Linked DNA regions of Homo sapiens: region 2 is linked to region 1. Evidence: chromatin contacts called from ENCODE Hi-C or POLR2A ChIA-PET data. All regions are on one chromosome and are shown on one strand. Each heading gives the region's core, a stretch centred on a gene start or an enhancer-like site at or near the end of the contact. The rest is flanking DNA. Distances are from core to core; before and after follow the strand shown.

What was found. A loop is a pair of places that touch in the nucleus more often than their neighbours do. ChIA-PET counts read pairs that join two places held with the same protein, here RNA polymerase II (POLR2A). Pooled maps may share reads with other maps.
Region 2: a map of CD4-positive, alpha-beta T cell shows a loop between it and region 1 (17-fold over the local background). The contact joins the promoter of RCN1 here to the promoter of ARL14EP in region 1. A Hi-C loop is called at or near these places in 4 of 168 maps with a recorded cell type or tissue (CD4-positive, alpha-beta T cell and naive thymus-derived CD4-positive, alpha-beta T cell), 8 of 37 single-sample maps with no recorded cell type and 17 of 50 pooled maps. POLR2A ChIA-PET finds 5 or more read pairs at or near these places in 1 of 52 experiments (activated naive CD4-positive, alpha-beta T cell).

What each region holds. Positions count from the first base shown.
Region 1 is chr11:30,321,785-30,324,484 of GRCh38, forward strand. It overlaps ARL14EP (ARF like GTPase 14 effector protein), which reads left to right and starts at 1,320. Exons shown (of 4, transcript NM_152316.3): 1 at 1,320-1,418. ARL14EP-DT (ARL14EP divergent transcript) reads right to left here and starts at 1,162. Exons shown (of 2, transcript NR_187437.1): 1 at 1,134-1,162. RefSeq lists enhancers at 982-1,587, 1,100-1,349 and a silencer at 1,420-1,549.
Region 2 is chr11:32,089,787-32,092,486 of GRCh38, forward strand. It overlaps RCN1 (reticulocalbin 1), which reads left to right and starts at 1,288. Exons shown (of 6, transcript NM_002901.4): 1 at 1,288-1,664. The coding sequence starts at 1,411. RefSeq lists a silencer at 1,003-2,032 and an enhancer at 2,501-2,700.

The DNA.
Region 1 (2,700 bases), core at 70-2,569:
CTTGCTTGCACCTTATCCTAAGTGTGTCCACTTACCACAACTCTTTCACCTTTTCACTGGATACTTAAATTGAATAGGCTATATTATTTAATAATCTTAATTTGATCTGTGAGCCTTCTCTGTTTCATTACCTTTAGGATAGCTTGCCTAGTTTACTAGGAAGTCACAATTGCATCAAATTAAGTTCCATGCAGGCATTAATCTCCTCCCAGAACGCTCCTGCTTTAGCCCCTATCATTTTATCCTGTTTATATCCATGTGTTTCTGTTATGACACTTTTCACACCACACTGTGATTAACTGTTTATTCCTCTCTCACTAGTCTGTGAGCTCCTTGGAAGCAGAAATAAATTTTGTTTTTGTCTAATCATTGCTTAACAAAGTGCCAACCACAAAGTAAACAGTAAAAGAATTACAGAATGCAACCTCCTGCAGACACAGTTGAAGAAACTATTCATTGTTTTTTCCTTTCTGTCATTCCCTAGTTCTAGGCATCAAATCGCTTGCCTAGTCGGCGAGCAGTATGAAAGTGGTGGGAGGACCATAGACGCACTGCAGAAAACAGCTTACAGTAGATGCAGAGAATTACTAGCACGCTTGGGCCTTGGTGGGGCTTGTCTTATTTACCTGTTCCTCATTTTTCACTGGGAGTTTAAAACAAGTTTTTGTTTCCCTGCTATCCCGACCTTAAGATAATTAAAAGGCCAAGAATCTTTAAGAGACTTTCAGTTCTCCTGGATTCTAGATAATAAAACCCACTTTAAAAATTAATGAGCACCTATACTGTGACAGACAATAAGGATACAATAAAAATACCATTTCTGTTCTGAGAAAATTTACAAGCATCTTCCTGGAGCCTACATTTTACTCGAAGTAATAGCTATTTTTATAGCTTACAATAAAAGATGCATTTTGGAATATATTTCGCTTGAATTAAAGAAATAGAATGTGAGACCTTAAACAAAGGGTCCGTTCTTCAGATCCTTTTAACTCACACTCTCCTTCAGGGGTCGGGGTATTTGGGTGCAAAAGTTTACTATCACGCACAGGTGTAGAGATGTACAAATACGATCCAATTTAGTGGAAACTGTGTCTTGTAAGAGATGGCCCCCAGGGACCTCCCACATCCCTAACCTCTCGGAGGACTGCAAAAGACAGCATCTGAAGCACCTCTTGCCTCGCCTTGAATCATTTGCCACTTCACACCGCCCCGCCCCTTCCGTCCCCGGAGGCGGCCAGCCTCGTGTCCGCTCTAGGCTTCTCCCGGACGTCTCTTTGTGGTGGCGTTGAGCTCCTCTAGCCCGCGCTTGCCGTCCTCTCAGTGGTAGCGCGGGGACTGGCTGGGAAGCGGTCGGTCGAGTGTGGCCTGTGTGGACTCGCATCTTGCCCGAAGCCGGGCGGAGGAGAGCTCAAGCTAAGGTGGAAGGGGAACGGGGGAGGCCCTGGAGAGGAGTGGGAGAGTGGAGACAGGCCCCTGGGTGGCGAGGGAGCCCGGCGGCGTAACGGGGGAACCCGGGGAGAGGTGGAAGAGGAGGCCCGCACACGTGAGGGGGATTTCCAGCTGCTGGCCGGGGCCTCTCACCCCTACCCCCGCGTAGTTCATCTGCGACGCAACGCCTTGTGTCAAAGCCCAGCACAGGTTCTGCCGCCTCTGACCTCTCTGAGGGTCGTCGCCTGTCCTGTAGGCCCAGGACCTTCAAAGCTACGATTTTGACGTGAACTACTTAGGGTTATTGTGGCCTTGAACTCCGTAGACAGCCTTTATCTCTGCTATTTTTGTTTTTAATTTTTCAAATCAGAATCCTTTCAACCCTGGCCGTTTGAGGCCAAAGGCTAATGTTTATTTTTCCATCCCGGTACCATGAACTTAGTAGGTGCCCACTGGACGGATCTGGTGGTTTTAGTCATTTGTAAATAGCCGTGAACTAAGGAAGAAATGTATGTGGCCTCTTACAGGGTTGGGTTGGGAATCATTGCAGGGTTTGGGGGCACTCTGTTAGGCATGATAACAACAGCTCTAGGCTTGAGTTTCTTCATCTGTAAATGAGAATGATAGTACTTTCCTCAGGGTGGCTATGAAGGTTCCTGAAATGATGTTTGCCCTAAGCACTGTACCTGGCATGTCCTGACTACCACACTTGAACCAAATCTTTTCAATGGTGTTATGGACTATATTTTTGTTTTAAATTGCCTTTACCTTTCTTATTGTACCTAGATCTTCCTGAGGATTGAGACTCTCCTCTTTGCCTTTGGGCCAATTGTCATGTTATAGGTAATCAGTATTTGAAGATGACAGGCACAAAAAGTTCACAGTTGCAGGATGCGTGACTTTTGTAGGCGTATGTACCCATAACTAAAGCTCCTGATTTGGGGAGTAGGGGTAGATTAAATTATATTTTTATTAAATAAGAGATAATCTGGGAAGACGCTGTGTAAGTTGTAAGACCCTATGCCAAGAAAAGCCTTTAATTTTTTTCATAAAACATTTCATGAAAACTTTTTTTATGTTTTTCATAAAAGAGACATCAGTTGACCTAAAAACGAAGTAAATTTTTTGTTTTGTTAAATTTCCTCTAAATGTTACTTTTCCCACTAATAAGGAGACTGGTAACAAACTAAAAAACTATGTTAAGGGAAATTAACATATTGGAACGGGTATTTCTGCATCTCCCCTACAAATTTAGGAAGAAAAAGTGAGTTC
Region 2 (2,700 bases), core at 38-2,537, 1.8 Mb after region 1:
GACTAGCTGAGATTACAGGCGCCCGCCACCTCGCCCAGCTAATTTTTGTATTTTTAGTAGAGACGGTGTTTCACCATGTTGGCCAAGCTGGTCTCGAACTCCTGACCTCAAGTGATCTACCTGGCTCCGCCTCCCAAAGTGCCGGGATTACAGGCATGAGCCACCGTGCCCGGCCTTCTAGGGATTCTTAACCTGGGGCTCATAGGTGGGGCTTCAAAAGATCCATGAATCCTCCGACTCTTTAATCAAGCACCCGTGTCAGTAGCTGTATGTGCATTTTTCTGGAAGAGGATCATGGCTTTCAATGAGTGTCAAAAGGCTGAGACTGCTCGAGACCTCACCGTCCAATACGGTAGCCATTAGTCCCGTGTGGCTCTTTAAGTTTAGATTTAAATTAAAATTTCAGTGCCTCACTTACACTAAGCTACACATCAAGTGCTCAACAGCCACTACCTACAGGCCAGACCAGATAGAGGGCATTTCCATCATTGCAGAAAGTTTGATGGGACAGATATCTGTATTGGTAGCATTACCAACTGAATACAGGTAAGATTGGATCCAACTAGTGCTTTTGTAAAATGAGTTACCAACATTTAGAAATAAAACATAAAAATCTAAAATCCTGATTGATTTCATTTGGGAAACAGGACTATCTATCAGCGTGGGGCCTGCGTTCCCCTGGCAGCTGGAACGCACAGTACCGCTCCCTTTAGAGGGACTCTTGGTCATATAGAAGTTCCCCGCTTGACCCTCCTTGACGACTGACAGTACGACCCTCGTTTCTAGGGGACTTCGCCCGTCTTGGTCTCCTTCCAGGCTCGCGTTTGTAACCAGACTCCAAATTTTACTAAATGGGGTTGAATTGGGTTTGAGAGCACATCTTAGAGCAGGGTCTAGGGCTGAGATTCGGGGTCTCAGTTGGAAGTTGAGGAAGGGCAACGTCTCCTTCCTTACAGTTTTCCCGGAACTGTAGGAAGTCAGAGGGAATTTTATCCTGCACATCTGTTGCTTGACAAAGAACTTCCCAATCCTCCTCCGAGCCCTCCAGTCCCTAGCCCAGTTCGCCCGGGCCCGCCCCTAGCAACAAGATCGCGGGGAGGGGCCGAGGCGAAACACGAGCCCCGCGCCCACCACCCCAGCTGGCGACGTGGCTCCGCGGCCCCGGCTTCCCCCGGCAGCTCAGCGACCAATGGGCGCGCGAGCGGGGCCGCCCGCAGCTTCCCAGCCCGAGGCCCAGGCGCGCCCCTCTGCTCCGGCTCGGGGCGGGCACTGGCGGAGGGACTGGCCAGTCCCCTCCTCCGCGCCGGCCCCAACCCTGTCGCTGCCGCCGCGCTCCGAGTCCCCATTCCCGAGCTGCCGCTGTTGTCGCTCGCTCAGCGTCTCCCTCTCGGCCGCCCTCTCCTCGGGACGATGGCGCGCGGTGGCCGCGGCCGCCGCCTGGGGTTAGCCCTGGGGCTGCTGCTGGCGCTGGTGCTGGCGCCGCGGGTTCTGCGGGCCAAGCCCACGGTGCGCAAAGAGCGCGTGGTGCGGCCCGACTCGGAGCTGGGCGAGCGGCCCCCTGAGGACAACCAGAGCTTCCAGTACGACCACGAGGCCTTCCTGGGCAAGGAGGACTCCAAGACCTTCGACCAGCTCACCCCGGACGAGAGCAAGGAGAGGCTAGGGTGAGGCCGCGGCCAGGGCCCCGTGGGGGGCGGCGCAGGTGTCCGAGGGCCGCCTGGGCGAGAGCCACGCGGGATACCACCGCCAAAGCGAAAGCGAAATCGCGCGCGCGGCCTCGAGGATGGGGCCCTGCCCAACTCGGCGCTGGGGCTCAGGCTAACTTGCTGGAGGGCCCCGGGACCCCAGCTTGGAGATCGCCGCCGCCGCGCCCCGGCCGGGGTGGTTTCTCGCGGGGAGGCGAGAACGTGGCAGCGGCCGCGGGAGCCAGGACGGCGAGGGCCCGCCCCCTCCCCCAGGTTGCATCAGAAGGGAGGGGAGAGTGCACAAAAGAAGAGTTTGTCCACAGTGGCCTGTTAGTGCCATGAGTTCCTCCCCACTCTCTCGCAGTTTCTCTCTGATCCCCCACTCCCGGGGAGAAGGGCTTGAGACACTCGCTAAGAAAATCTCAGGGATGAACATAAATGGATAAAAGATGAAGGGGCAGGCGAGCGACAGGCTTGCTTCCTGGTCTCGGCCGCAGTGGTCTTGCCTTTTGCCTAATCGCCCTGTAAATCTATCGTAAGGAGTCTGGGCGCGGTGACTCACGCCTGTAATCCCAGCACTTTGGGAGGCCGAGGCGGGGGGAGGGGTGGGGAGATCACCTGAGGTCAGGAGTTCGAGACCAGCCTGACCAAACGGCGAAATCCCGTCTCTACTAAAAATACAAAAATTAGCCGGGCGTCGTGGCACACGCCTGTAATCCCAGCTACTTGGGAGGCTGAGGCAGGGGAATCGCTTGAACCCGGGAGGCGGAGGTAGCAGTGGGCCGAGATTGCGCCACTGCACTCCAGCCGGGGCTAGAGTGAGACTCCATCTCAAAAATAATAAAAATAAAAATAAAATAAAATCTAGTGTAGGGATACAAAAATCCGGTTGAAAAGGGACACGCAGTTTCCGATTGGAAACACGAGGGAGCAGGAATGGAAACGGTTCGCCTGAAACGTTTCTGTTGGCAGCAGATGTCTGCAGAAGCACTCAGTTCTTTGGCAACTGATTTGT